Linked DNA regions of Homo sapiens: regions 1, 2 and 3 are each linked to region 4. Evidence: chromatin loops called from intact Hi-C (ENCODE). Cell type or tissue: endothelial cell of umbilical vein. All regions are shown on one strand. Each heading gives the region's core, and the rest is flanking DNA. Links, peaks and the distances in the headings are about the cores only. Region 1 overlaps SHTN1 (shootin 1). Region 2 overlaps SHTN1 (shootin 1). Region 3 has its middle 5.1 kb from the start of MIR3663HG. Region 4 holds the start of SHTN1 (shootin 1).

The links. Hi-C counts contacts between places; a loop is a spot of excess contacts. Peaks named below come from ENCODE experiments on the same cell type or tissue, not always from the same donor. Only the 100,000 strongest peaks of a DNase experiment are listed, where the experiment ranks them.
Region 1: it touches region 4 in a loop (6-fold over the local background); 12 of 110 quality-filtered maps call a loop at or near these places.
Region 2: it touches region 4 in a loop (6-fold over the local background); 3 of 110 quality-filtered maps call a loop at or near these places.
Region 3: a loop joins it to region 4, with 5 times the contacts of the local background. A loop is called at or near these places in 21 of 110 quality-filtered maps.

Annotation. Positions count from the first base shown.
Region 1 is chr10:116,943,421-116,951,281 of GRCh38, forward strand. It overlaps SHTN1 (shootin 1), which reads right to left. Exons shown (of 17, transcript NM_001127211.3): 7 at 5,496-5,577; 8 at 1,504-1,598. Among named protein-coding and RNA genes, the nearest start is that of SHTN1, 58 kb to the right of the region's middle. In endothelial cell of umbilical vein, for the core only: a CTCF peak has its summit at 3,976; DNase peaks (open chromatin) are centred at 3,911 and 4,581; H3K27ac peaks cover 2,208 bases.
Region 2 is chr10:116,884,343-116,891,687 of GRCh38, forward strand. SHTN1 (shootin 1) reads right to left here. Exons shown (of 17, transcript NM_001127211.3): 17 at 1-2,224. The coding sequence ends at 2,002. It also overlaps a transcript of ENO4 not described here. Among named protein-coding and RNA genes, the nearest start is that of ENO4, 39 kb to the left of the region's middle. In endothelial cell of umbilical vein, for the core only: no CTCF peak of the experiment used is centred there; DNase peaks (open chromatin) are centred at 4,499 and 7,109; H3K27ac peaks cover 1,184 bases.
Region 3 is chr10:117,170,262-117,178,122 of GRCh38, forward strand. No RefSeq gene overlaps it. Among named protein-coding and RNA genes, the nearest start is that of MIR3663HG, 5.1 kb to the left of the region's middle. RefSeq lists an enhancer at 4,858-5,037. In endothelial cell of umbilical vein, for the core only: CTCF peaks have their summits at 4,792 (motif pointing left) and 5,870 (motif pointing left); DNase peaks (open chromatin) are centred at 4,770 and 5,850; H3K4me3 peaks cover 807 bases; H3K27me3 peaks cover 1,306 bases.
Region 4 is chr10:117,000,972-117,008,832 of GRCh38, forward strand. SHTN1 (shootin 1) reads right to left here and starts at 4,216. Exons shown (of 17, transcript NM_001127211.3): 1 at 4,051-4,216. The coding sequence starts at 4,108. RefSeq lists an enhancer at 3,299-3,992 and silencers at 3,807-4,101, 3,973-4,082, 4,313-4,392. In endothelial cell of umbilical vein, for the core only: no CTCF peak of the experiment used is centred there; DNase peaks (open chromatin) are centred at 3,750, 3,870 and 3,920; H3K4me3 peaks cover 1,667 bases; H3K27ac peaks cover 1,287 bases.

The DNA of each region.
Region 1 (7,861 bases), core at 1,868-6,867, 57 kb before region 4:
CCAGTTTTGCAATAAAGGCATCTTCACATTATCCCTGCTTCCCCTCCCCCTCCACTGTTTATTTCACTGCATTATTTATATTGCTCCAACGTTTTCCAGAGAGCTCTGACACACTTCAATTCTTTTTTCTTTCTTCCAAGTAATAAGAGAAAAATATTTACTCACCTTTCATTAAACTCTCTAAATAAAACGAATCATAATATTTCAAATCAGATCTACTTGGCCTAAACCTTCGGTAGAGTTCACTGCTAGCACAGCTATGCTCAAGCACAGAAAGACCCCCACAAAACCATCATTGGATTTTCAAATGTCATTCCCCTAATGCCATGCTTTGTCTTCCTTCTATGCCTTGGATACCTCTACCTAGGACTGTTTTACATTTCCTGAGCTATCTTCCTTCAACCTACAGTATGCACACAAATTCAAACTACACCCACAGGATGGAGATCTCATTGCAGACCAGCTTTTGAGTTTAGCCCATTGGTGAACTCCTCATCCCCCTGGATGAGCCCCAGGGCCATGGAAGACCCAACGACTGCATGTCAACAGGTAAGCCGGAACAAGAGATTCAAAGCTGATCTCTAACATAAGAGGAAGATCAGTAGGCTGGTGAAACGCTGAGATAATGAATGTACTACATGGCAGTGTTCCACAGCCAGTGGAAGAACTTCCTGGCATAATGACAGCACTGCACAATGGCTGAAGAGAAATACTGATACCATAATACTGTTATCTGAGATGGTATATGGAGATACATCCCAGATTTTAAGCCTATTTGAAATGTACAGGCATCTTGTACCCAAGTTGGACTTTCCATCACAAGTCATGGGTTGTCTCCAAATGCAATTCCTTTCCCTTACATAGCATTTTATAGTTTATACAACACTTTTTTTAAATTTTGCCATTAAAATCCACTTGGTCAGGTCTGTATTATTGTCCATTTTACAGATGGTAAAAGTGAAGCCCTGAGAGGCTGAAGAATTGCTCAGAGGTCATACACTACTACAACTAGTAACTGACATGGCCAAAATTTGAGCCCAGATCTTTTGACAATGAACTTGATACTATTCTATATCTGCCTCCCTAAACCAGCAGATCCTTAATTCAAACTGGTAAGTTCTTATTCAACCTCAAGAATTTGTCTGATATGTCGTCTGCAAGGTCCCTTACAAAACAAAAATTCAAAAGGTTTTTACGGCTGGGCACGGTGGCTCACTTTGGGAGCACTTTGGGAGGCCAAGGCGAGCAGATCACGAGATAAGGAGATCAAGACCATCCTGGTCAACATGGTGAAACCCCATCTCTAATAAAAATACAAAAATTAGCTGGGCACGGTGGCGTGTGCCTGTAATCCCAGCTACTCGGGGGGCTGAGGCATGAGAATCGCTTGAATCAGGGAGTCGGAGGTTGCAGTGAGCCGAGATTGCGCCACTGCACTCCAGCCTGGTGACAGAGCGAGACTCTGTCTCAAGAAAAAAAATAAGATTTTTACAAGATACCCACCTCTTGTGCAAATGACTCTGCTTTCTTTCGAAGGTCCTTCTCCAGCTCCAGGTTTACTTGCATCTCCTCATACTCTTCTACAGCTAACATGGACACTTAAGAAGATAAAGGAAAAAAAAAACCCAGACAATAAGTCACACAAATAATCAGGAATATGGATGAAAAACAGTGTTGAAAAGATTTTTCATACCAGCATACAGGTACCCTCATGCATTCCTGGTTGGCATACAAACTGATAAAACCTTTTTGGAGAGCAACTTGGCAACGTGAATCAAAAATCTAAAACTATTCATACACTTTGAATAATCCCACTTCCAGGAATGCATATGCTAAGATTGTAACACATGAGCATATACAGACATTTGGTTGCAAGGATGCTCTCTACCTCATTGCTGATAAAAGTGAAATGACATAATACTCTAACACAGAAGAATGAGTAAATTGTAGTACAAGAAATATTATTCTGCCATCAAAATTATATTGTAGAAGCATACTTAGTAAATGGAAAGACATCTGTGATGTATTTTTAAAAATAGATTGCAAAAATTAGTGCAAAGTGAATTCATTTTTGTTCTTTAAAAGCCACAGATAAAGCACATCAACAGCCATTTCACAGAATAGAAAATATACAAAAGGCCAATAAACATGTGGAAAGATGCTCATCTTCATTAGGAATCAAGGAAATGCAGAGTAAAAACACTTCTTACACCCATCCAAGAGGCAACTGGTAAAAATTTTAAAGCATGGTTTTATTAAATTTGGTATGCAGTGAAAAAAAACTGAAGATAAAATTTGACATTTGGCATGTGTCTTAAAGCAACTCTTGGACATGTGCACCAGATGACATGTCTAACATTTTTTATAACAGCATGACTCAGAATAGCAGAAATATGGAAACAGCCCAAAGTCTACCAATAGGATACTACTTAAAATAATTTTAGTGTAGTCATCTAATGGAATAGTATATAGCAGTGAAAACAAACATACCACAGCTATGCCTGTCCACATGCATGAATCTCACAAACACAAAAAGTTGCAGAAGGTTACAGGAAAAATGATTCCATTTACATAGAGTTCAAAAATATGCAAAATTAAACAATGCTGTTTAGAGATATAGACATATTTGGCAAAACTACAAATAAAAGAAAGGAAATAATAAAAATTCAAGGGAGGGGTAAGAGTAGAGAGGGATGTTCATGGGTTTGTAAGGTACCAGCAAGTATAAAGAGATTCCTTTTACTGGTATTTCCTCTGTCTTCCATATATATATAAATATATATATAAACATATTTAACAAAACATTTAATATGTATATATGTAGAGAGAGTTTTTTTTAAGATTGGAAGAATATACACTAAAATGGTACTAGTGCTTATCTCTGGATTGTAAAGGTTGAGATTTTTTTCTTTCCTTACATGAATCTAAATTTTCCACCAAAAAAAGTATACTACCTGAATATATACATTTTTATGTATAAAAATATATGTATTATATATAATATTAAATGTAAATAAATGTATAAATTATGTATATGTATATACATATGTATAAAATGTAAATATTTTATATATAAATATATAAAATGATTTATATATAAATATATAAAATGATTTATATATAAATATATAAAATGATTTATATATAAATATATAAAATGATTTATATATAAATATATAAAATGATTTATATATAAATATATAAAATGATTTATATATAAATATATAAAATGATTTATATATAAATATATAAAATGATTTATATATATAATATATATATATGTTTTATTTATTTATTTATTTATTTTTTGAGAGATGGAGTCTCACTATGTCTGTCGCCCAGGCTGGAAGGCAGTGGTGCAATCTTGGTTCACTGCAACCTCCGCCTCCTAGGTTCAAGTGATTCTCCTGCCTCAGCCTCCTGAGTAGCTGGGATTACAGGCAGGTGCGTGCCACCATATCTGGCTAATTTTTGTATTTCAGTAGAGACGAGGTTTTACCATGTTGGCCAGGCTGGTCTCAAACTCCTGATCTCAAGTAATCCGCCCACCTCAGCCTCCCAAAGTGCTGGGATTACAGGTGTGAGCCACCGCGCCTGGACATATAAGTTATTTTTAAGTGTTCTCCATATTTACAAAGGAGAGAAACAGCCTTAGATGCATTCAGAACCAAAGAATCAGAGCTTTGTACCAAGGAGTTACTGCAAGACCGAAAGCTTCAAAAGGTCCTGTCAAATAAAAGTAATATAAATTCTTTGCTATTTTCAACATTCAGTGGCCTATTTTGTTAAATAGTGATAATGACAGGACAGAGGGAGTGACGATACCATTAGATATTAGGCACAAGCTGGGCAGACAGCACACTGTCCATCCACTTCTGGTGAGTCACCTCCACCCTGAGCTGAGTCATACCAACAAAATCTTTCAAAAGGCTCTCTTAACAGCTGCCTTCACACACTGCTCCACCAGGGCACTTCAATCCTAACTGACTTAAGGACTGGTTTGCTGCGTAATGACATAGAATTTCAAACTCTGTACTCAATCTACAGCCTCTTCAGATGAAAGACTAATAAGTAAAGCAATAAGAGTGGTGATTTTTTGGTGTGAATTATAGGTCCCTGAGAGCTAAATGATTTTCAAGCCTATTTAAACAAGAAATTTCATGAAGAAAACAAAGAACACTATGACGATCTGAAGCCCAGGCAAGATAATTGACTCTCTTTTCTATGTCCAGAACACTATAATAAAAAGGGAATTTTCACGTGTCCTGGCCCTTCTGACTTGGAATCTGAAAGAAATCAGGTTGGTCCTAGTCAGGTATTTATTTATATAATTTTTCTCTCTTCCTAGACAGGGGACTCTCTGAAGGCAAGATCTACATGATTAATCCTTGCAGAACCCTTTTCCTAGCACAGTGAATCAAGACTGAAAATTCTACACCATTTCTATCTTTAAATACAGAAAGACTTGGAGAAATGTTACAATCCAGCATATTGCCCACATTTAACTACAAGGTCCTTTATTTACAAAAAAAATTCCCAGTTGATGAATCACAAAAAGATTGACAGCTACCACCAATAACAATAGGGAAGGCCCTGGGTCGCAAAGGTTTCCTGTTAGTGTTGCAGCTTCTAAACAAGGAAAGAGAGTGACTGAGGGAAAAAGAGAGAACAGAAAGTATATTAAGTTCTTCTTACCACTTCCAGAATTATTTTTGCAGAACTACACTTTGGCATCACTTCCTTGTCTTAAACTGGGAGATACATGAAACAGCCCCGATGAGAGCTGATGCTGTGTTTTATAACTAGATGGATAAAGTCACTGTTGCCCAAAGTACACAAAGTTTTCTCTGGATATAGCCACTGGAGACACTTCCCTCTCACCAGGAGAGCAGGTCTGCTTTTCCTGATCATTAGGTTCATTTTCATGTGATTCATTTAAATGATCATCAATCTCTTATTGCACTGACTGTCAGACAGCTCAGAACCAGATTTCAAACACACAGGCAGGAAATGTGCAAGACCTCAGAACAAGTATGCACTTTGTATACCAATCTAACTCTTACTTTCCTTTATCCCTTTTTCCACATCCTCTTAATTTAAAATTTCATCACATAATGTTACATGTTTTATGTAGACAGCCTAACCTCTTCTGGATTGAGATTTACTAAATAACCTACCAAACATATAAATGCTGAGGGGAGAGCTAAAAAGGCCATGATCCCTGGATATATGTAAGACAGAAATAGTATTTCGGTTTGAAGTTTCAAAATGAGTGGGTTCCTTGTTCCTCAAGTGAAATCACTTTTAGATGTCCCCAGACTCTAAGTTGGGTAATAAAACAATGGAAATGGGAGAGACACAATGCTAGAAAATCACAATATAGGAGAAGATTTTATTTACAGTCATATTTAGGCACAGGTGTAAAATGACACACAATATATGCAAACAGAACACACCGCATACGTATTTGAGAAAAAAAGACTGGACAGACTTACCTCTATTGCATTTTTCTAAGACTTTTCTCTGTTCAAGAACTTCTGAATTTAAAACAGTCTTTTCTTGTTTAACTTTATTTACCTAAAAATGTGAAATTTTGAGGGGAGAAAACACCAAAAATTGTAAAACAGGACATATGGCAATGTGTGATACTCAATTGCTGTTCAACTTTCAACATGAAGTTACAATTTAAAGCAGAAATTGGTTTCAATGTGTTAGGACTTTTTATTAAAGCTCTTCTTTAAAGCTTCAAGGATAGCTATTTAAGTTAGGATGTATACCTGGTACAGAACTTATTTATATATTCCAGTTGGCACTGGCACCTAAACATAACAGTATGCTAGCCATCCAATGTATATGATACATATTTTTTTAATTAAAAAAAAACAAAGAATATAGAGATGGGGTCTCCTATGTTGCCGAGGCTGGTCTCGAACTCCTGGGCTCAAGCAATCCTCCTGCTTCAGCCTCCCGAAGTGCTGGGATTACAGGCGTGAGCCACCATACCCAGCCATGATTCATATTTTTAATGCAAAAATCCAACTAAAGATCACCCAGAAAATACAAGAATCATTTAGTCAAGATCCGATACTCAATTTTGGTATTCATTTTAAATGTTGATTAGCATTAGGAGATATACCTAATGTAAATGACAAGTTAATGGGTGCAGCACACCAACATGGCACATGTATACATATGTAACAAACCTGCACATTGTGCACATGTGCCCTAGAACTTAAAGTATAATAATTTAAATAAAATACAATAAAATAAAAATGCTGATTATTTTTGACTTAAGTAAGATGAACATGAACTTTTAAAATAAGACTTTGAACTCTGATGACTCTTGGCTTAAATAAAACACATATAAATACTCCCACAAAAATTTAAATTTCTGAAGTAACTTTTGATGTCTATCAACGAAAGAGAATACTATAGAAAAGTTTTTTTAAAAAAAAAGAACATAAAGTAAAGCTACATATATCAAGGTAGAAGATAAATCTCAAATATATTGAATTTAGAAAGCAGGCATGTTTATAATATTTAAAAACACTCAAAATACTATGTATTGTAGTGAACATGTAAATATATGCACTGACATGATAAACACCAAGTTCAGAATAACAGTTGTTTAGGGAAACTGGGCAGGGAGCAAGGAGTATGCAACCAGAAAGAGTTACACCAGGGCTTTCATCACCATGCTAATATTCTGTGAATTAAGTTGGGTAGCAGGTATATGGATGTTCATTAAAAATAATTTTTTTAGAGACAGGGTCTCAGTCTGTCACTCAGGCTGGAGGGTGGTAATACGATCATAGCTCATTGCAGCCTGGAACTCCTGGGTTCAAGCAATCCTCCCACCTCAGCCCTCTGAGTAGCTGGGACTACAGGCACATGCCACCATGCCTGGCTAATATTTTTAAAAATTTTTTTGAGAGACGAGGTCTTGCTAGGAGGTCTTGCTGATCTCCAACTCCTGGGCTCAAGTGATCCTCCTGCCTCGGCCTCCCAAAGTGCTAGGATTACAGGCGTGAGCCACTGAACTCAGCCCCATTATTTTGTTCATTATGCCTTCTCAGATGTCTGAAATAGCCATAATAAAAATAATTGTTGAATTGTCTTCCAATAATACCTCTAAGTGGGAAGCGAGAGAATCATCAGTAAATAATCACAACTGAGGAACAGAGCACACTAAGAAACAAAGATAATGGTCCTGAAAGTGGCTCTGAATCCATCAGCACCTCCAGATAATCTATTAACTGGTTCTTTTAGTGTAGGCTTTATTTTTGGTTTTGGTTTAAATTAGTAACTGGTACACATTGTCCAACGGTAAGGTCCTTTCCAAAATATCATCTTCCTTCTTCCCATTCGTTACAATGTTTTGCCACAATAATAAAAGGAGCTCAGGCTGGGAAGTTGGCAGACACTGCTTTCCAACCTTTTTTACATCATGGCCTCCAAGAAAATGACAATATGTGTGTGCAAACTGAGGTAACTGGATGAGGCTGCTCACTGACAGGATCAATACGTTGGCATGCTCATAAGTCACTTTATCAAGCTGCAGTTGGCACATCAGTTGGGAAGTGCTGGGCTACAGAATCTAAGAACCACTGATACAAATTAAATCCAGAATCAAGACTGTGAAGGCAAATCCTTGAAGCCTCGTGCAAATAAAAGGCAATTGTGAGGGTCTTGTTCTGAAAGACAGTTCAAAAGGAAAAAGAGGCCAGGGCAGCGGCTTGCATTGGTGGTCCCAGCACTTTGGGAGGCCAAGGTGGGAAGATCATTCAAGTCCAGGAGTTCAAGGTAAGCCTGGGAAATACAGGAACCCACATCTCTATAAAAATTTTTAAAAATCAGGCAG
Region 2 (7,345 bases), core at 2,346-7,345, 120 kb before region 4:
CTTCCATCAAATACCTTCATGTCAAATTAATTTAAAATGCTTTGTAATCACAGTGAGAGAAAGTAAGCAGCTTAAAAAAGGCAGGAATACTTTCAAAATACCTGTTACTAATTGTTCCCTAGTCCAGCTAACACATTTCACCCAAAGGGCAACTTCTTACTCTAGAAAGGAGGGTATTTTGATAACCATATTATTCTGTGATGGTGTGATGAAATATGGAAAGACAGTGTACATATTTTTATATTCCTAAATGTGTGTGAGTTGCATGCTGGCAGACAGATCACAGATGCAAGAAGGAAGACAGCACAAAGAAACATGAAAGAAAACTCAATAAACCATCTTAGGGACTATTAAAAATTACTAAAGTTGTCAAATCATATACAATTTTCTATTAAAGAATGTCAAGCTTGGGGAACTAAACCAGAAACGTTAATAATAACCACAACTGACCCTTAATGGGAAACTATTGGTGCCTTTTTAATAAGTTGTGGTGAGGAGAGTTCAAATTACAGCATAACAGAATTCGTTTCGTGAATTAATGCAGTCTGTAGTAAGCATATCATATAGCAGTATTATCCAGTTAAAGAAAGATACAGTTGAAAAACATTACGTTTTAATTCTCCATGAGTAAAGTGATAAGTAACTATAAAATCATTATTGGGAGAACATGGAAACAGTCAAGCATAACGAACTTACAGAAAGATAATTATCTCCAAATTTAGGAAGTACATGTACCTGCCTACCCACCTCTTCAAGCCTATGCTTACCACACGTGCAAAAATACAATACAATACAACTACTGCAATTATTACTATCATTTTCTTTTGCCCTTAGGTGAAAAACACCTGACAGCTACATGCTGAGCCATGCTAACAAAACTAAACCTTTCACTTTCTTTAATAGTAAAATTACCATTACTGAATCATTGTCATAAAAAGTGCATTCAAGTACATTACCACTTATTTTAAATAAACACCAATTTTGAAACAATCAACTTTGAAAAGCTGCATAAGTTTTTTTTTTAATCCCTGATTACATTTCTATTTATTCACTGTGGTAGCCTGAAACATTGTATTTTTAGAGACTAACTACTGCTTAATTTCTTTTTTAAAAAAAACAACAACAAACCTGTGTAATATAGAACAGCAGTGAAGCAAGAAAAATGTGTGCTTGTCACTTATCTTCACCATACTGTACATAAGAACTCTGATAAAATATGGTACTTGTGCCACATTAGTATTTGGGAAAACATAATTAACTCATAGCACAGAGCACATGGTTTACCAACTTACTACTGTAAAATTCAAGGTTTGGACTTTCACCTCAGTTCTGTATTCAGGCTACCAGAGCATCCCCACGGAGGTCCTCGGGAGGCTTTGGACACAATCAATAGCATGTATTTTTCATCCAATAGTTAACAATGTGTGTAATTAACACTGACTATGGGACTACGAGTTTGATGCCAGCTCCTGAGTTTTCAGTTTATCTCAGTCTACTGTAGAAAATAACTTGTATGCCACAGTACCCAACAATTTCCATGCTGCTGCAGTTTCTCCATCAAGAGGATCAGACCCAAAACAGAAGCTTCTTTGGGGGCTTTTAAAATCACATTGGGTTGATCAGTTTTGTTTATCCGATTATATACAAGCACCTCAAACTTTCAGCATTCCATTTGATGAGTGGTATGCACATTTCCTAAAAAGGTATCAACATCTGAATTTTTTTGTAACCTTCTAAAAGAAGTCATACTTAATACAGTAACTAGGAAAAAAACCTCATCTTTATAAAGATCAAAAAACCAAAACCTACTAGGAATGTGTGTTTTGCTAAACAGCTTACTTATGTTTATAGTTGCTACTTACAAAAGTGACACCAGAAAAGAACCTGTATTCTGAATACAGTGACCAGAGCAGAATGTCTACAGCCCTTGCCAATATAACAACACTAATCATGTGCTTATTGAAAAGGACTTCCAAACATGTCAGGCTTCTGGTTTATGGATCAGCAGTTGGAGCTGTCTGTCTCTCTCACGTTTTCAATGCTGTCTTCTTTGTTTTCTGGTTGAATTTCGCCTTCATCCTCCTTGTGTTGAGTTGGATCTTTTTCAGCAACCTGGTCTTTGGTTTGGGGTTCATGTGTAGAAACAGGATCTAAAACTACAACTGGTTCGGCTTGTTTTTCACCGTCAATGTATTTTTTCCTGCATCCAATGCTACTGGGAGGCCTATGAGATGAAGAGTTAGACAAAAAAAGTAAAAAGCAGAGAGAGAAAATAGTTGTCTCTGATATTCTGGATTCAGACTAACATAAAACCCAAAATGTTCTAAGTCTAATCAACATGCATATAGTAGTCTTTGAGATGCCAGCCATTTAAAAGAAAAAATGAAGCTATCAGATTACACAGCTGATACTAGGAGCACAAGGCCAGAAGAAAGAAGGCAGAGAAAGAGCGATTAACTACAGAAGTGTTAAAAAGCCAAATGCACCTACCTGCTTAATTGCATTCTCTTCTCAGGAAGCGTAAAGCTCATGGACAAACTGTGAACTTCTCACAGCCTGCTGCCCAGACCCCCACCCGCCCTCACTTAGCTGGATGGAGCCAGTTAACTCCCTTCCCTCCTGTGTGTCCCTGGGTATGGCTGGTTGCAGGGTAGTGCTGAGGAGCCTGCAGGGACAAGGGGAGTAATCACCCCTCATCACTGATGGACAGGTGAGAGGCATGCTGACTGCTGCCATTACCAACTAGAGGAGACCTGGTCAGACTTCAGGAGGGGGTGGTGGTAGGACCAAGGGCGGAGAGAGAGCCAGAGTAGAAGCTAAAATGCTAAGTTACCATTAATGTTTCTAAAAGGAGAATCAGGTTTCTTGAGAAATTTCTTATGGAATTTCAGAGGCAGTTTTCCACAGACTCCTTCTCTCGTCTCTTCTGCTGCAAGAAGCTATGGCTTCTCAGGCTGAATGGGTGAGGATTTCATTATGGGAACAGATATCTCTGAAACACCCGAAGGTTCAGGCTGCTGAGCTGCGGCCTGAAGGTGGAGGCAGCTGCAGCAGGCAGGGCTGGGGCTTTCGGACTTTTCTGGTCTTTTTGGAAAATGCTAGGATCAGGCCTTTTTGTCCCTGAGAACTGGCTGTTAACCATGACCCGGCACACCACCATCCCACCTCTTGGTGTTCCGCCAGGTGCCAGTGAGCTGCCAGCCAGTGCCTGCCCACTGCTCTACCAGCCCCTCACCAGGAGTTGGTTTCTACTATTCTCTGACCCCTTCAGCAGGTCAGAGCTGGCAGGAGACACTCTTTTACCACCTAATACCTCTCCCTTGTTGGACTTACCACAATTGTTTCCTGTCTGTCTCTTCCAATAGCATGTAAACATCCACGAGGCAGGGACTGTTTAGCTTTACTCACAATTCTATCCCCAGCACCTAGCACAGATGCATTTGTGGACTAAACGAATGGGCAAATACTAATAAACTGAAGGGTTCAGAATGAAGGGGGAGAAATCAAGGTTTGGGTGTGAGTAGGTCTGGATGTCTCTCTTGCAACAAAAACAACAGAACAAATGATCAACTACTGAGCAAAAGTAACCTGCATGACCCGGTCACGGGCACAAAACCTCAAACCCAAAGACCACACTGCTTTTTTCACTTTCTGACCAGTACTGTAAGATCTGTCCAAATGTTTAAAAACCACTCCCTCTGGCTACTGGGTTATATTACCTATGTGTGGCTCGGTCATCATCCTAAGTGACAAACACTATGTCTTCCTTGGAGGTGGTAAAAACAAAAATAATCAGGAGCCTGGGGACAGGCTGTGCTGTAGTGAGGACAGATTCCTTTATTTTTGCCTGATTATGGCACCATGACATTGTCCATCTACCTTGGCCAAGGAACTACTTCTCCAGACATCTGCCGCTATGCTTTGGGAATCAGAATGGGGTGTAGTTTCTCCAGTGGTACCTGTTTTGACTCTCTCTGACCCACACAATATTTAAAAGCCTGTGATGGGAGAAGCAGAACAACTATGAGTAATATTAAGGATTGATCAGAGGAATCAGACCTTAGGGAATGAGAGGCACTAGTCATGCCGTCTGTGTAAATCTGCTGCTTCTGCGTCTGACACTGGGCCTGCAGTCAGCTGTTCTGACAGTTGGGAGGGAAGGCGGCTGTAAAGTGACAGAGACTGGGGACAAACTAGAGCTGCACCTATCTCTCTCTCACAAGCACCAATCTTGATGATGCAAGACAATCTGCAGAATAAGCAGGAGCCTTCCCCAAGGAGCTGCACATGCACCTGCCCCAGGATTTGGAAAAGCTGGAGGAGGAGATGTGGGGAGCTGGAGAAACTGTGGGCCAGTCACTGCCACATGCCAGTTAGGTGAGTCAGCACATCAGGAATGTCATGCACAAGCTATAACAGAGCCTGCCCTACACGGACCTTCCGAGGGTTAAAAAAAATTTTTTTAAGACAACTACTTCACTTCCACCTTCTAAATCTCATGCAGATTTATCTGTCGGCAACTCTAAACTGAAAACAAACAGGTGAGGAGATTCTAGGAAATAAAGCTGCAGCCCAGCTAAGGTTCCAGGGAAAGTCCCATCCAAGTCTGCAGATTGAGTCACCAGTACGAAGGTTTCACCATCTTGGGCCTGGGCCCACTCTTATGTAAGCCAGTCAAACTGCTTTCAGCATGCAAAGGAGGTAGTATTTCTCTCATTCTAGGTGAGCAACTTCCATCAACCCATACTAACCTTCATCACTTCTGTAGAACTACCATGGATGTTTCCATGCTCGTGTGTGTCTGTAGGTGAAGGGGTGGTGCACAGATCCTAGAAAAAGCTTTCTTCATCAGCTCAGGGCTAAAAATTTCCAGGAAGTGCTCTCTGGGCTCCACAGCAGCAATACATGGATGTTGATTGAACTGAAAACTCATAAACCTAGTATTGTCAGGCTGAAATTGTCCTGGAATTGTCTCAGTCCAAAGAACGATCTCCCTGTCCTGAAGCAAGCTTCTTGACTGCAGATTAATCTATTATTAAGTCACTTATAGGCTACAATTTGAGAACCCCTTTGTTATCACTGAACTAGGCGCAGTGGGCATTTTCTGAATCTAGGCATGGAGGGAGAGTGACTGGTTTCTCAAGGATAATGACCACTGCCTTAGAATCCCAGTGGAAGGTGGAAAGGGACTAGGGCAATCGTCTAGTCTGACCTGTCCTTTTACAGATGAGGATGATGGGGCATGAAGAGGGGAAGGAACTGGCCCGAAACCACACAGCTCATCAGTGGCAGAGTCAGAACAAGAGTCAGAAGCTCCTGTCTCCCTGTTTCTGCCTTTTCCATGACAGCATGCTGTTTCTCAAAGGCATCTTCTCCTAGAAACAGGAGGCTACAGGCTAGTTTTTGGCATGTTTACTGATTTCATTCTTTCCGAATCCGTTTCCATCTCCATCTTCCAGATCTGTAAATAAAGTCTATCCCTTCAAGCTATCCCTTAGTTTTAATTTTTCCCCTGTGGTTTGTAGCTCCTCCTGGCTTGACATCACTAGGTCCACTCTTGGCTCCCACGGGCAGCTGCCCAAGACTCCTTCTGGAATGAGAGTCCTTTCTTTCTCCTAGGCCTCATTCTACCTTCATTCCTATCGTATGGGAAGAGCCACAGAGCCGCATCAGTGATGGTGCCAAGAACCCAAGTTCTCACTCTAGTAGTCATGGTGGCAGGTTCTAGAGGGTTAAATATGAAGCTTCTCCCCAAGGTAGAAATCCCAGAAGCTCAAATGCAACACTTCAATGGGAATTGTAATATACTGTCATTCTGTTCAATTTTTTTTTCTACTTTAATGCAACCTCTAAGGACTAAGACCACAATAAGGAATTAAAAGTCTGTACTTCTAAAAAGTGATGGCAGCCTGTCTCCTGCATGCCACAAAATCTGCAAGTAAAACTTAAATTTTACAAGTATCACTTATAAATTAAAACTAAAATCATGGGATGCTTGGGCTGACAGGGATCACCATGGTGAGCTAGTCTAACCTTTTCAGTTGTCAGATGAAGTGTCCAAGGAACAGTGAGGTTAAATCAGCATACAACTTGTTAACAGCAGACACAGGACTAAACTAGTGGAATCCTGATTTCCTGTCCAATAATTTTTTCTTACCACAACATACTGGTTGTCATTTATGATCCATTCATATAGATATTTTTCACGGGTCATATTAGACTATGTGCTCAAAGGCTATTTCAAGACAAAACCAAAAACCAAAAAGCAAAATAAAAGCTACGAGAAATATACCAAGTTATGCCACTCTATGAAGCCTGGTGCCCAAGTAAAACTTGGGTGACCTTTTAGAAAGCAGCTATTGTGCCCCTACTGCAAGAGAGCCCAAACGTGGGGCCTGAGCAGGTGGGGCAACTTACTAGTAAAAGGAAAGACCTGACTCCAAACCATACTGGTACCAGAAGAATCAGAACAATGGCAATGGCCATGCCAACGCTGAACTTTACAGGACTCAGTGATTTCTCAGACTGTGTTACAAGAGATGAAAATGCAGCATTCTAATTTTTAAAAAGGACATCGTTTGCATTCAATGAAATTCCTTTCAAAATCAACTTTCCACGTTCCAACTATATTCAACAACATTCTAGCTAACATTTCGGCTGCAATTCAAATTAACTAATGCCCAAAAGAGCCCTAATAGACGTGGTTCTGAGCTCAATTGAATACAATCAAAGCTCATGAAATGAAGGGGGAAATGCTTATTTCATGCAAATTCTGCATATCACTCAAGCTTAATTTTACTGATAATATAAAGGTGGGACATTTTGAACATTACAGTGAATGAACTTTTAAGCGGTGAGAGTTATTTTATAAAATGCTACCTCTGAAAAGCTGATTGCCAAACAGTATAAAAATGGTTTGAGGCATAAATGCCAAGTTCATTTCTATTTCACTTCTGAGGTAACTATCTTTCAAATCGCAACAGCTGGACTATTTAACACAATCTGGTGAATCAAAGTATAGTTCTTCTCTGGTCTCCCAGTGGGATGTCTGCATTAGTCTGTGGCAGCCATCCAACAAATGACGCACAGCCGGACGGTCTGAACTCTGTTTCATTTACAATAAAAATGGATAAAACCGCAACCATATTTACCGCCTTCAAGGACAGAAAACAGAAAGATTTAAATTTGTCTTTATAAAGTCGTTTCCTGGACAAACTCCAAAGAGGAAGTTCCTTTTATATTTTCTCTGGTGTAAAAATAAGGATTCTTATTTTTTTCCAAGCCCTTTATACAGTTACTGCAGTGAACAGTAGTGGCATTACAGCAGAGGTAGTTTTGATTGTTT
Region 3 (7,861 bases), core at 1,933-6,932, 170 kb after region 4:
TCTTATCTTATAAGGCTCTAGTCTTATCCTCCATGCAATGTGAAACCTTTTCAGGTTCTCCAAGGATCCTCCTAGGTCCGACAGTCATCGTGGGCTTTTCTTGGGGGCAGTGCTGGTCTTTCTCCCCTGTATTCCTGCCTCTAGCATGCGGCTGGGCACACGGGGTCAGTGCTGTCTGCTGAAAGAATGGTTGATGACATCATCCCATCACGTGGCCTTTGCATAGCCAATTCCTTCTGCCTGAGACATTTATGCCTTTTCCCTTAGCTTAATTAACCCTCTCTGAATGGGTCAAATTCCCCTGGCATATGCTCTCAGAGGACCTCAGTGCACTTTCTCTTCAGAGGGTTTATCACTGGTTAAAACGTTAGATTTATTTGTTACTTATTTGTGTGATTACCAGATAGTCTTTCTTCTGTTCTAAACTTCATGAGGGCAGGAATCATGGCTGTTTTCTCATCATTGTATCTTTAGCACTTAATGCAATGGCTAATTGTTGAATGCAAGTGGTTTTTATGGTAGGGGGGAGTAGCTAGATTCAGAAACTGGTTTAACCCTAACCCTCACCCTAATCAGCAGTCATAGTAGCCAATTCACAATGCACTATTTCAATATGTTGTATAGGAAATTAATCTCCAGGCAAACTATTGCGCTACCAGGCAAACTATTCTGGAGGTAATACAATAGAAAGATCTAGTTAAGATACTTGAATCATACAGATTGTTGAATAAATTTTAAACACACAATGAGAAGCAAGAGGAAAGAGATGGGGTAGGTTAACACATATACCACAGAAGCAGGTGGGAAGTCCCCTTCCTGAATCCTGGGCCATTTAATATGCAATGTTCACATATTGCCTCCCACCCATATCCCTCCCACCCATATTAACTTTCTTTCTTAATGATGTGGTTACAAGGACCATAATTGAGGATGAGTGAAGGGACCCAACAGAAAGAAGGTGCCCGAGGCAACGATACACGCTTTTGCTATTGGAGAGCCAGGGGCAAGTTCTCCTGGCCACAGCAGGAGCATCCATTAGCCTCCTGAACAGCTCTCTCTGTTTATCTGTGCTTCTTGGGCAGAACACAACTGGGACCATAATGGGTGTCACCGATGGATGAGTGGCTGATTTTGGGAATCAGATAGCTGTCAGCCCTGATGTAGCATGAATGTATCTTACAACTTGGTCTTTTAATGTCTCTCTATTGGTCCATAGCACTCTGGTTTGTTCTATTATATGTTCCACTTATTGTATCTGTCTTCAACATCTCCCACAGGTTATTGATTTACTCATTATCCATGTGAATTCTGTGAGTTCTTCCTGAGTCTCACAGCTCCATCTTATTCATCCCCTCTTCTACTTAACACATACTATGAATTTTGCTTACGTCTTATAATCTACGGACTTGCTTGCTCTCCACATCTCATACTTATTATGAATGTATCCATTTGCTTTTCTTACCTTCTGAAGATTCCCAAATAAAACAGTACACAGGCACTACACAACACATTTATTAAATGCCTACTGTGTGCTAAGCATCATACTAGGCATCGGTAATCCCGACAGGATTCCTCTGAAACTTTCCATCTAGTGGAAAGACAGTTAACTAATCCCCCAGTCCTGTGAAATGATCCACTGTGTCAAGTGCCAGGCAGGGCTGGGGGAGATCTCTGCTGTCCCAGGAATGTGGAAGTGGGCAGTCCAGGAGAGCTTCCTTGACGATGTGGCATCTGAGGTCTGAGATCTGAAAGGTGAGCTCTAGTGTCCTAGGGTTTCAGAAATCCCTAATAAATAAACATCAAGGCAAAGTGTACTTTTGTTTGCACTATCTTAGTTTTGAGTCATATTTTGACTATTTCTTGTCCAACTTTGCCAGAGAACACTAACCTGTTGTAGTCCCCCAAAAGCACGAATGTTATGTTTTATACAACGATTGGAATGAAACACACCTATTGGCAAAAGATGCTGCACAACAGTGTTTAGGCTTACAAATGGTTCTAATGGGGATCAACAGCCTATAATTAGAATTTAACAATCCAAGAAAGGAGTAATATGCACCCTGCGGGACAGATTGGAGTCTTTTTCTTTAGTTCTGCAGGTTTGGTGGGTAGACTGGCTCCCGACTTCCCTCCTACAATAACTGTCCTACTGAGGTAAACATGTCACAAACAAGAACAATGAGATCACCAATAATATAACACTAATACCATAAACAAAAGAAACACCACCTTCGGCTCTGGTGGAATGAAAAACACAATGTGGACCAACTAACAGAGCTATTTAAAAAACAAATTACTCACAGCCAAGCCTTCATAGCTCTCCAAATGCAATTTTCCAGGAAGCTCGGTAACAAGCAGAAGTTTTTCCTGAGACGTACTAGCTTTTGCTGGTTTGGTTGCAGATCTGAGGTGTTGGACAAAGAAGAAAATGCCCCACATAAACCCACCATGACACTTATTCTCCCGGATTCCTCATTTTTCTCCCAACGTGAGACATTTCTAGTCACAGGTTACTGTAAATGGAGAGTCTTGCCAGCGTCAGTTCATCAACGACATTTTCCTAAAACCTCAGGCTTTGCACAAATGCCAAAACCCTCATCCTTGATAAGGCCATTTTTTTTAAAATGCACACATGAATAACAGAATGTGCACATTTTTATTTTTATTTTTATTTTCGGAGTCTCACTCTGTCCCCAGGCTGGAGTGCAGTGGCGCTATCTTGGCTCACTGCAATCTCTGCTTCCTGGGTTCAAGCAGTTCTCCTGCCTCAGCCTCCTGAGTAGCTGGGATTACAGGTGTGCACCCCCACACCCGGCTACTTTTTATATTTTTAGTAGAAACGGGGTTTTGCCATGTTGGCCAGGCTGGTCTGGAACTAACAGCCTCAGGAACTGCCCTTCCAACTAGAACCGAGCCAGACTGTCACCACAAACATCAGAGGAGTCTCAGCCCTGTTCCTCATTGCCCCTCTTCCTCAAGCTGCCCTGTGAAATGGGGATGCTGGGGAAGGCAGAGGCAATGGCATGAAGGCTCTAGGCCATTTCAGAGGAGGCACTAGCTGACATGAGGATGAAAATCACTGATGAAGGGGCTTGATCATCCCTGAACCAAAACCCTGAGTGTGCACCATCTTGGACAGAGTCTGCATTTTTGACCATGCATGAGAAGAAAGAGAATGCAAGTGCTCTCTTCATTCAGAGTTTTGAACCCAGATGCCTCAGAGGGCGCCTTCCACCCATCTCAGCTACAAGTCATGAATGGCAAATGAGACCTGAGCAGGGGAGGCCTGGGGGACAGCAGCAGCTCCCTGTTGGTCCTGTCGTCCCTCTTGAAGGTGCCTGCCAGTGCAGGCCAGGCTGGAGGCTGCAGTCATCTCTTGGTAGAGGGCAGGAGGAACTCAGGTCTGCCTGCCCTCTGAAGCCTTTCCAGACATCCCCAGGAATGGCTGCCGTTACCCAGTAGTCACGCACGCCTCAGATACATTGTTTTTCTTTTTTTTCTCCCCCAAGGCTCTGTTGCTTAGGCTGGAGTGCAGTGGTGCGATCTCGGCTCACTGCAACCTCCACCAGGTTCAAGCAATTCTGCTGCCTCAACCTCTGAGTAGCTGGGATTACAAACATGTGCTACTATGCTTGGCTAATTTTTGTATTTTTAGTGGAGACGGGGTTTCACCATGTTGGCCAGGCTGGTCTTGAACTCCTGACATCAGGTGATCCACCTGCCTTGGCCTCCCACAGTGCTGGGATTACAGGCGTGAGCCACTGTGCCTGGCCAGATGCAGTTTTTCTCATGCTTGTCCTTGCACATCTCCTGGGTGCAGGAATGTCTGGATCCCACAACAGTGATCTGTGCTGAACCCCCAAACCTGAAAGTCAGGGCCAATTCTCTCTGCCTCCCCCACTAGGTGAGGTCTTAGATTTTGCATGAAAACTAAAGGCCCATGAGCCCAAGGGTTCTCCCCTCTTTACAACTGTCTCCAAACTTAAAGAAGGAAATTGCTGGCTGAGTATACCCCCAGAAGAAGGAACAAGTGCTAGTGACATATTCACATGAGGACGGAAGCCTCATGAATTCAGACTATTCTAAGATACAGGTCATCTTAGGTGGGCTTTGTCATGCTTTTGGACGTGACTGCTGCATCTCCTTCTAGGAGAATTGAACCACTTCATCCTGGCAGCAAAACACACTGCCCACATCCCCATCCCAAACCGAGATGAGGGTCTGCAGTAAGAAGCGGCACATGGAATCTATAGCCGGAGTGGTTCTGACTTTAATTTCAGTGCCTGGAGAACACAGTCACAGCTCTTATCACTGTTCACAGGGCAGCTGGGGGAAGAGGGGCACTCAGGAATGGGGCTGGGACTCCTCTGATGTTCGAGGTGACAGTCTGGGCTCTGTTCTGGTTGAAAGGGCAGTTCCGGAGGCTGTAAAGCCTGGCAGAGGAGGGGAGGGGAGCGAGGGTGCTAGGATTCAGTCCTCTGGAGAGAACACTACAGACTGAATGCAGAGGCAGGAGTTCTGATTTGGAGATCATTTGGGTCTGAAGTATTTGAGTCTGAAATGAGGGAAACTCACGGTGGAGGACAGCTATTCTGTCACTCTGCAGATCCAGCATTATTCCACCATATGCTTTTCACGAATTAGTAGTGAAGTTACAATCTTGGGCGTTTTAAACTGATCTTTGCACCTGCTGGTGGCAGAGAACAGCATTTCCCCCGCCCCCGACTTCCTTTATGAGCTGGGAGGAAGCAAAATCCAGCTCTATTGTTGGAGCTCCCTCTGGTGGCAGTTTCCGAAAACGATCCAGCCCTGAGGATTTTGCGGAAGGTAGGCAACACCGAGGCATCCTGGGCATTCAGTAGGAAGCAATGAGAGGAAAGATCCTTGGCCCTTTCAGAGATGGGGCGAAGGGTCAGCTGTCCCCTCTGCAAGGTGGCAGATTCAGAAGAGTTGGAATTCCTCCGGAGTCGGCCCTGCCAACATGCGCACGTGTCCTGCGGGGTCAATGATCTGTGCAGACGACTTGGAAATCCGCTGCGTGCCGCCCAGGCGCGTGCATCTTTGCTTACCCTTTCCTAGATCGGTCTCAGCCCCGCAAGCAGATTGGCAGCTTCCGGGGTGCTGGGACGGCGCCCCCTCCTGCCTTCCCGCTAGCATCTGGCAGGGACTGGAGTGCTTCCTGGAGACCCGTAGGCCGGGGACAGGTCACCAGGTGAAGCAGCGCGCCTCCGGAGCTGATGCTGGGTGGCCGACTGCGTCCGCCACTTCTCCTGCCCGCCTGCCCGTGCTGTGTGCGTCCTCATAGGTCTTGACAGATGGTGGCGGCTTTGACAGTTCGTCAGCCCCGCGTGGACACTCGTCCCCAGTCACTGCTCTCGGATCGCCAGCTCTGCTTGAGAGACGTGGCGCAGCTGGGGTGGGAATTTGGAGGCAGCGGTGAAATGGGACGGGAACTGTGCTGTAGGAACAACAAAGACAGGTGCTCATGTCACCACGCAGGCATGGCTTGTGCTGAACGCCGGAGAAAGGCTCAGGGGAGCAGGAGGCTGCAGCACCGAGAGCATGGGACGTGAATATACGAGACCTGGGTTCCAGGCCTGGCTCCGTGGCTCTGGGCCAATTACTGCCCTCTCTCAACCCAGTTTCTGTATAATAACCCTGGTTGGACATGATGTTTTCGAAAGATCTTTTTCCAGATCCAGTATTTTCTTTAATATACATACATATTTTCTAAATGGCTGTTGGCTTGTTAAGTGGACTGGGGATAATTGCTACCGCTTTCAACGAGAGAAACTCGAGAATCTGAAACTCAGTATTTCTACGAATTTGCGCAACATGGGAGGTCATCGCCTGGACACCACTGCCCCCTTGCGGCAACTCATCTAAATTTGTAGGTGGTGACAAGGAATTCAAGGGCTTGAGGGTTCAGGCCTTATAAACTTGGGTTTATAAAGCGGTTGGATAATGTCCCCAAAGCTTTATTCATCCCTGGAAGGAACTGTAACTAGATCAGAGGCTTTATCTGCTTGATGCCATAATGCCTTTCCCCTGCCCTCAAGACAGTTATTTACAGGCACCCTCTAAGTGGATCTAGAGCCAGATTACCCAAATCCACTTGCAAATTAACTCAGATTAAAATTTGCAAGCTTCTTGGGAGCGGAGTGAGGCGGTTAAAAAAAAAAGAATAAAATTTGCAAGCTTCTGAGACCTAGTATGCTCCTACTCCAGAGCGGATTCATTGATAGAGGAGATGACACTAAGTCCATATGGTATTTCTGGTTATTAAACACCCCATTTGTATGGACATAATCTTTTCTCTTTTGTTTTTATTGAAGTAAAGTTTACATAACACAAAATTAACCGTTTTAAGTGAATAATTCAGTGGCATTTAGTACATTGACTATGTTACGTAAACCATCACCTCTATCTAGGTCCAAAATATAGATATATGTATCTTTTGAGAAAGAGTTTCGCTCTTGTTGCCCAGGCTGGAGTGCAGTGGCATGATCTCAGCTCTCCACAACCTCTGCCTCCCAGGTTCAAGCAATTCTCCTGCCTCAGCCTCCCGAGTAGCTGGGATTATAGGCGCATGCCACCACGCCCGGCTAATTTTTTTGTATTTTTATTAGAGACGGGGTTTCTCCATGTTGGTCAGGCTGGTCTCGAAATCTCAACCTCAGGTGATCCGCCTGTTTCTGTCTCCCAAAGTGCTGGGATTACAGACGTGAGCCACCATGCCCGGCCAAATATTTTTTGTCACTCCAGAATAAAACCCTGTACCCAGGATGCAGGTAGACCCCATTCCCAATACTTCATGCACCTGGCAGACACCAATTTGCTTTCTGTCTGTATGGGTTTACCTATTTTGGGTATGTAATAGAAATACATATACTTTCTGTCCATTTGTGTTTGTTTCTTTCACTTAACATAAGGCTTTTGAGGTTCATACACATCGTGACATGTAACAATACTTCATTCCTTTTTATGGTTGAATAATATTCTGTTACGTGTATATTCCACATTTTGTTTTTCCATTCGTCCACTGATAGACATTTGGGTTGTTTCTACTTTTTGGCAATTGTGAACAATACTGCTATGAACATTCATATACAAGTATTTGAGTTCCTGTTCTCAATTCTTGTGGGTATGTATCTAGGAGCGGAATTTCTGGGTCATATAGGAGTTCTCTCCAGGCTGGAGTCCAGTGGCACCATCTCGGCTCACTGCAGCCTCTGCCCCTGGGCTCAAGTGATCCTCCCACCTCAGCCTCCTGAGTAGCTGGGACTACAGGCACACGCCACCACCATGCCCAGCTATCTTTTTTGTATTTTTAGTTGAGACGGGGTCTTGCCATGTTGGCCAGGCTGGTCTTGAACTCCTGAGCTCAAGTGATCAGCCTCCCAAAGTGCTGGGATTAGAAGCATAAGCCACCTTGCCCGGCTGAAAGTGCTCTTTAGAGTGAAGGGTCATTAAGAGGGGATGGATGACAGTGTCCTCCAGGATATGCCAATTCCTAACACCTTGAATTAGGCCATTCTTGTGTTGCTATTAAGAATACCCGAGGCTGGGTAACTTAGAAAGAAAAGAGGTTTAATTGGCTCTTGGATCTGCAGAATGTATGGGAGGCATGGTGCTGGCATCTGCTTCTGGGGAGGGCGTTGGGAAGCCTCCAATTATGGTGGAAGGCAAAGGGGGGTTATGTGTATCACATGGAAAAAGTGGAAGCAAGAGAATGACGGAGGAGGCCCCACCAGTTTTAAACAACCAGATCTCATGTGGACTAACAGCGAGAACTCCCTCATCATCGAAGGGACGGTGCTAAACCATTCATAAGGGATTGAGAATCACATCAACATGAGAC
Region 4 (7,861 bases), core at 1,463-6,462:
AGAAAATCATGCACCTTAAACAAATGCTGAACTAAGTCTATCATTTTCCCACTGAATTCCGGAGGGGGAGCAAATTGTATGATGTTTTGTAAGGGAAATATCCACTTTAGTAGCTAGGAAATATGCCTCGGAAATAGTATCCAAAGTTGCCATTTCTCGGTGCATTAAAGATGTCAATCAGTCCAATAAAATAAAGCCCCAAAAAAGACAAAAGGAGAATTACCTCATTACCTCAACATCTGCTTGAACATAAGCAATCACACACTGGCTAATTTTTTTTAAAGGGACATAATATAACTTTCTGGAAAGACATAATATAGCTAATTATACCATTCACTAGGAGGGAACATAAAATGTTTTGAAGTAATTCAGAAGTGGGTGTGATTTATAAGACATAGAGCTTAGGGAATGGTAAGTATAAATTAGAGATTGTTCATATTATGACAGACTCCGTCATTACATTTCACAACTTTTGTCAAAAGCAACCTTATTCACCACACCACTAAAGGCTTCACGTTAGGGAAGGCTGCTGTCAGCTTTGTGGTTTAGAGTAGACAGGAATCTCCTTTCTGAACACTCTCCTGGGGAACTGGTTCAAGTTTTAGACTTAAAACTTACTAAGGCAGGGCAAAATGAAGAGAGATTGTTTAATGGGTTCAAACATAGTTAGATACAAGGAGTAAGTTTTAACATTTTGATAGCAAAGTAGGGTGACTACAGTTAACAACAATGTATTATATATTTCAAAAGAGATAGAAGAGAGGACTTGAAATGTTCTCAACTCATTGAAATGATAAATACTGGAGGTAATGGATATCCCAAATACCCTGACTTGATCATTATGCATTCTAAGCATGTAACAAAATACCCCATGTCTTCTATAAATATGTACAAGTCTCATGTATCAGTTTAAAAAAAAATCACTAAGGAAGGACCCATATGATGAAACCTAAATGGCCAATGGCCATGTAAAAAGATTTCAAACATCACTAATAACCAGAGCAATGCAAATCTTAAAAGGTAACATTCTGCCCATTAGATTGGCAAAAATTCAAAAACTTGTCAGGCCATCAAATGAATAAAGATTGCTATTAGCCAGAGTTGACCAATGTGTGGGGAAATGGGTACTGCTGAAGGATATCTGAACTGGTATAATCATTTTGGAGGGCACTTTTGCAATGTCTAGCAAAAGTAAATGTCCGTGCCCTCTAATCCAACAATTCCATTTCTTCTAAGAATCTATCCTAGAATAAAAAAGTAATTGTACATTTATTCATATGATAACTTGAATAGTACCTGTCTTCTCTTCTAGAAAATTAATTTGGTGACAAGGACTGTGTAGTTCACTATTTACACCCCTAGTGCCTACCACATGGACCTGACATATGGTGGTACTTGATAAGTATTTGTTGAAGGAATGAATAAATATGTTTACTCAGCATTATTAAGGGAAAATAACATATTTGATAAATAGTGGTTCTTCTTGCTCACACTAAATAGGGGTAGTGGAATTATCACTCAGAATATTAACATTGTGAGTAAAAAGGTAGTAACAGGTAGTAAAAATTACTATTTTCAAAAATAAACCATGCAACCATCAGCTTACAAAATTGATCATAGTATGTACTGTTAAATGCTCAAAGACCCAGTTACCTGTTCTTCCAAATCCCTAGCTTCCCAATTAGTTCTACAGGTCAAACAGTAACTGAACACTTTTGAAGTAAATTGTTTCCACAGTCTGTGATCCAATGACAAGCAAACTACCTGGTTTTGAAATGTATAAAAATCACACTGTGGGCTGAAAAAATCCCAACACCTTTGTAACTAGACTCACTATCCCCAAAAGTGTACCTTTTAAGAAACACAACTTTGAATATCTAACTGTTCTATTACCTTTCATATGCACTTAATCAAGGAAATATATCCTCTAAAAATACCAATGCCAAGGATTTGTTTATTTTCCAATACAATGCAATAGGAGAAAGAGCCACAAATATAGAAATCCTTTTTGTCAGGCCTCAAACCCAACATAGGAATGGAGAATGTGTTCCGAAATCAAATATAAGCAATTTGCAGATTATCTACATTGTTAATCGACCCTTGATTATACAAGAAATGAAAGGGAAAATTTTTTTATGTTTATCATTATTCGAAAACTGACCAACCATAAGAAGATCTGATATCCACTGACAGATATTACCTATAATGAAAGCTCCACAAATCTAGAATATGAATCAAGTTTTAATGTTTTGGGTTGGGCGAAGGTGTATTAAATATAAAATACCAGTCAGTAGAATCCAGTCCCTCGCTAAAACACTTGAGAAACTTCAGATAAAGGCATTCTGTCCACCCACTAAATTCACTGATGCTTGTGACTTTATGACCTCAGGCTAATCTAGGATGCCAGGTAAAGGTGCTGGGAAGGCCAAAGAGACTAACATTTATCCAGCACTTTCTAGATGCTGGATATCACAGAAGAATGTGTTATGTCCATTTCAGAGGTTAAATAATTTCCCCAGGGTCACACAGTAAACAGTAATGTTGAAATTTGTTTGCCAGAGTGTGGCTTCAGAGGAATCCGGGAGCACTTCCCAACGGTGTCTGTGGTTTTACGCAACAACAGGTAAGAGTACTGGACAGGACCTCAGAAAGTCCTCCAGTTTCACCCTCGCCTTTAGTCAGGTCGGCCTTGATTGACCAGAAGATCCACGGAAGGAAAGAGACTCCTCCAAGTTCACAGAGCAGGTGAGCTGGGCCAAGAGAAGTGAAAGAGCTGCAACTAAATACCAGGTTTTGCCACAGAGCAGGGATCCTTCCATTACATGGTCTTGTCAGCAAGACATTCAGAAAAGTACATGTTCCTACACATTTTTACTTCCTTTAAATCTGTATGGTTCCTCCCTTTATTTCTTTATTATTTATTATTATTATTTTTTTTTGGAGATGGAGTTTCGTTCTTGTTGCCCAGGCTGGAGTGCAACGGCGCCATCTTGGCTCACCGCAACCTCCGCCTCCTGGCGATTCTCCTGCCTCAGCCTCCCGGGTAGCTGGGATTACAGGCATGCACCACCACGCCCGGCTAATTTTGTATTTTTAGTAGAGATAGGGGTTCTCCATGTTGGTTAGGCTGGTCTCGAACTCCTGACCTTAGGTGATCCACCTGCCTCGGCCTCCCAAATTGCTGAGATTACAGGCGTGAGCCACCGCACCCGGCTGGTTCCTCCCTGTCTTGACCCACATTCGCAGACCACCCTTTGGTCAGGGTAATAATGATAAGTGTTTAAATGTGATAGGTTAGCATTTGGTTGTTGATCTGGTTTGGTTCAGAAGTGTGGTAACTGATGAAAAAAATGATTGACTGAAGCAGGTCTTTATTAAAGGATAATCCCCAGTTACCAAGCAGTACAGAAATGCGTGCGCATGGCCTGGCTCTCCTTCGCCCAGCGTCAACCCTGTTAATTCTGAAAGCTCAACACTGGCAGGATGTTGACCTTGCTGACTAATAAACTGCTAAAATTGAGAAGTGATTAAAAAAAAAATTATGGCCTGAAAATCCCAGCTGGGCAAGGAAAGAGGAACTAGACCGAATCCAAACGAAAAGCTGGGAAGGGTGTGAAACAGCCCTACAGGCCACCCAGCGCCAACAAATGTGTAAGGGTGGGGCCAAGCTAGCTGAGCCGCCCAAAGCAGCCAAAATATCCTGCCCCACCCGCTTCTCCGGCAAGGAAGGTGGCACTGTGCAACCTCGTCCGCACTGAATCCTCGTCCCTTCCCCCAGCCCCCGATCGCCAGCAAACGCAACCAGCGGGCAGCGGGTCTCGAGCTGCGGGGCCTGACTAGCCCCGACACTCCGCGTTATCCTCGGTCCAGAGCTTTCCCAGGCGCGCCGGCCACGGAGGACGCTTCTCTGCGGGTGACGGAGCTACTGCGGTGACCACGGCGGCCGCCACGTCTCCCGCCCGGCTTCCAACTGCCCTGGCCCCAGCGCCCTGGGGCCGTCCCCGCCCACGGGCCGCGGCTGCCCACACCTGGCGCCCGCGTGCTGCCTACCTTGCTCCTTCAGACTGGTAATGAGCTGCAGCTGCTTCTCTTCGTCCGAGCTGTTCATTTTGGCGGGTGGGGCCGGGAATAAAAGGGAAAGAGGGAGCGGCGCGGGGCACACAGGAGGAGGGGGAAGAAAAAGCAAGATGCCGGTGGCTTGCGGCTCCACTACCCGGAAGTTGGATCCGCTCCCGCTCCTCCTCCTCCTGGCGCGGAGCGCGCGAGTGAGATCATCCCCACGCACCTACTCGGCGGCTGCGGCCGCTTCACCTGCAGGCGGGGCGGGGCGGGCCCAGCAGTCCCGTTCAGGGGGTGGAGGAACGAGGGCGGGTCGGCAGCCGCTATGCCAGCCTGTGGCTGCCGGCGCGGCAGGACGCGCTGGTGGGAGGGGGGGCGGCCCTGCGTGGGGTCGCTCCGCACCCTTTTCTCCGCCTCCACCTCCCGGACTCAGGGACGCGAGTTCAGAGAAAACCGGCTGTGGGTTCGCAGCGTGTGTGGGAACTCCACTTTGGACGCTTCCCGGGGGTCGCTCCCAAAGAACCACAGAGGTAGAGCGGGACGCAATGAGCCATGAACGCCTGGGCTTCTTCCCTAGTTTTCCCGCAGTAGACTCTGGGGGCGCGGTTGCAAAACCTAGCTGCCCACAGGGGCGGGCCCAGGGTGGTACATTTTGCACCTTGAAGAGGAGACAAGGATCGAATCAGGCCGCCCAGCTACTTAAATGACCATGCCGTGAGTGAAGGAGGGCCCTGGCTAGCTTTCCCCCATCGCACCAGGTTTGCCAGGTGGTCAGAACGTGGACCCTGCTGCACGTGGATGGTGGGGCCTGGAGGGCCCTTGCAGATCATCTGGTTGGTGGCGGGATGACCTTCCCTTTAGAGAGGGTGCCACTGCAGTCCGAATGCCGAAGGTCACGCAGCCCCCGGGCAGCAGAGGCTGGCAGTTAAGCCAAGCGTTTGTCCCAGTTCACTGCCCTCTGAACTATTTGAACTCATGTCTGTGTTAGACCATGCCCAGGAGAGAAGTGGCAGGTCTGCATTGTTTCAAAGGTGCTTCTCCCCAACCCCTAGTTGCGAGCTAACCTTTGGTCAAGTCTCCTGCATCTTTGAACTTCATCTGAAGAATAGGAAGAATAGTGATACCTACTCTCAAGGAAGAGTTGTAAGGATTTAATAGAGGAAGATTAACAAAACACCAAGTCCAGAATTTATAATGCAGTTTTTTTTTGTTTTTTTTTTGTTTTTTTGTTTTTAATAAAGATTACAGGTCTGTGGCCGGGCACAGTGGCTCACGCCTGTAATCCCAGCACTTTGGGAGGCCAAGGCGGGCAGATCACGAGGTCAGGAGATCGAGACCATCCTGGCTAACACGGTGAAACCCCGTCTCTACTAAAAATACAAAAAATTAGCCGGGCGTGGTGGCAGGCGCCTGTAGTCCCACCTACTCGGGAAGCTGAGGCAGGAGAATGGCGTGAACCCGGGAGGCGGAGCTTGCAGTGAGCCGAGATCGCGCCACTGCACTCCAGCCTGGGTGACAGAGTGAGACTCCGTCTCAAAAAAAAAAAAAAAAAAAAATTACAGGTCTGTGAGAAAGGGGTTGTGGTTGCTGACTATAAGCTGAAGGTTGCAGTTCTTTTACACTGATCATTAAGCATGGGAGATAAGTCCAAACTGAATTAGACTTATTGCACAGCTTGGTTTTTCTCACTACCTCTAAGCTCTTAGTTTGGGTACAGCAACAGCACAGTGCTGCTCATTCCTCAATTGCTGTTTTATGGAAGTGCCCAGCTCCATTTCTTGTGTTCATTTCTCCATGATAGTTGTAGAGTGAGGTTGAGATATGGGTAAATCCTGTAACTAGTGTCTTTCTGATACTCACTACATGCTAACTAAAATTTTGAAAAAAAAAATGGTAGCACTGCTTTCTCTTTCTCTAAAATGGCAATATAGTACTTTAGCATGAGTGATTTAGGGGTAGAATGATCTAAAAGGGCAGCATAGTATTTTTTAATACAGTGTATTAAAATGTTTAAAGTTTAAAAATAATTTTGATATGGGATTGTATTATTCAGCCCTTTCCCTAGGTATGCGTAAGATAATTCAAGATAGTTGCAGATAGCTGCCATGAAGATCCCCAGGAGATAATAATAAAAAAATCCGGGAGATTTTAATGAAAAATAATGGACATTTAGCTTTTGTCCAGCAGTTGGGAAACCTGTTAAACCTGATGAGTCATCCTGACTCATTCTCTCTCACTCTACCAAATACAAGCAGAGTGCCCATTAAATATTTGGCTTAGTTCACAAAGTTCCATTTTTTTTTAATGGCTGATTTGTCTACTCCAATTATACAGTAGTTAGATAGTATTTCTGGAGTTTAAGAATGAGTTAATTATCAAATCTATAATCAAACTTTTGGTTCCATACTAAATCTGCGGCCTCTTGCAATTAATCCCATTTATCCTCCTTAAAATTAGAAAAGGCTCCTGAGCTGAGATTCTGCCACTGCACTGCAGCCTGGGTGACAGAGTGAGACTCCATCTCAAAAAAAAAAAAAAAAAAAAAAAAAACTCCTGAAATACAATATGGCATTCACTTGAGGACATGGTATGAATTATTAGGAGGGCTATTAGAGTCCTTATTGGGATTCAGTTCTCCCATTACACTATTGTTTATTTATATGATATGAATATTGATGGAAAGGATAGAAGTGATAAATTAGTTTTTGTTCCGTTTAATAATATACAGAGTGATGGCTATGGGAGGCCGAGGCGGGCAGATCACGAGGTCAGGAGATTGAGACCATCCTGGCTAACACGGTGAAACCCTGTCTCTACTAAAAATAAAAAAAGCTGGGTGTGGTGGCGGGCACCTGTAGTCCCAGCTACTCGGGAGGCTGAGGCAGGAGAATCACTTGAACCCGAGAGGCGAAGGTTGCAGTGAGCCGAGATCATGCCACTGCACTCCAGCCTGGGTGACAGAGCGAGACTCCATCTCAATAATAATAATATACATAGTGATTTATGTTGCAGGCATCACGTTGGAGTTACTATTGACCTCCAAATAACAGGTCATTTAAAACCCTTAAAAATGTGTGTGTTTACATATATATATACAAATATATACATAGAGATAAAGGACAGACTTTTAAAAAATGAATTGGAAGAATATGTGCCAAACTCAGGATAATGGCTGTCTCTAGGGATAGAAAGTAGGGGAACAGGACCAAGGTGTGGGGGTTGGAGTGTGAAAGTGCAGTGGTCAAGAAGGAGTTTCTCTTTAATCTTTATTTAATTTTTCAGGTAATTAAAGTAAAATCACATATGTCATCTTTTGAGGTATACAGATAAATAAGATTGAAATACAATGAGGAGAAGAAGGTTCACTGTCTTTGATCCACTAATTCTATATCAGGGAATCTATCCTAAAAGGCTTATGTACAGAGCTATTTAATGTAATGTTAATTATCATATGAAAATGGCAATATTGGAATATTATTTGGTAATAAAAATAAAGTACTGATATATGGTACAACACAGATGAAATTTGAAAACATTATACTCAGTGAAAACTTGATCAGAAAAGACCAGATATTGTATGATTGCACTTGTATAAAATGATCACAACAGGCAAATCCATAGAGGGAGAAAGTTGATTGGTGAGTATCTACTGAGGTGGGGTGAAAGTAGGGGAGGTCTGGGAGAAAACAGGGAATGGCTGCTGATAGGTGTGTGGTTAATTGTTGGGGTAATACAAATTTTCTAAAATTAATTGTGGTAATGGTTGTACAATTCTCTGAATATACTCAAAACTATAGAATTG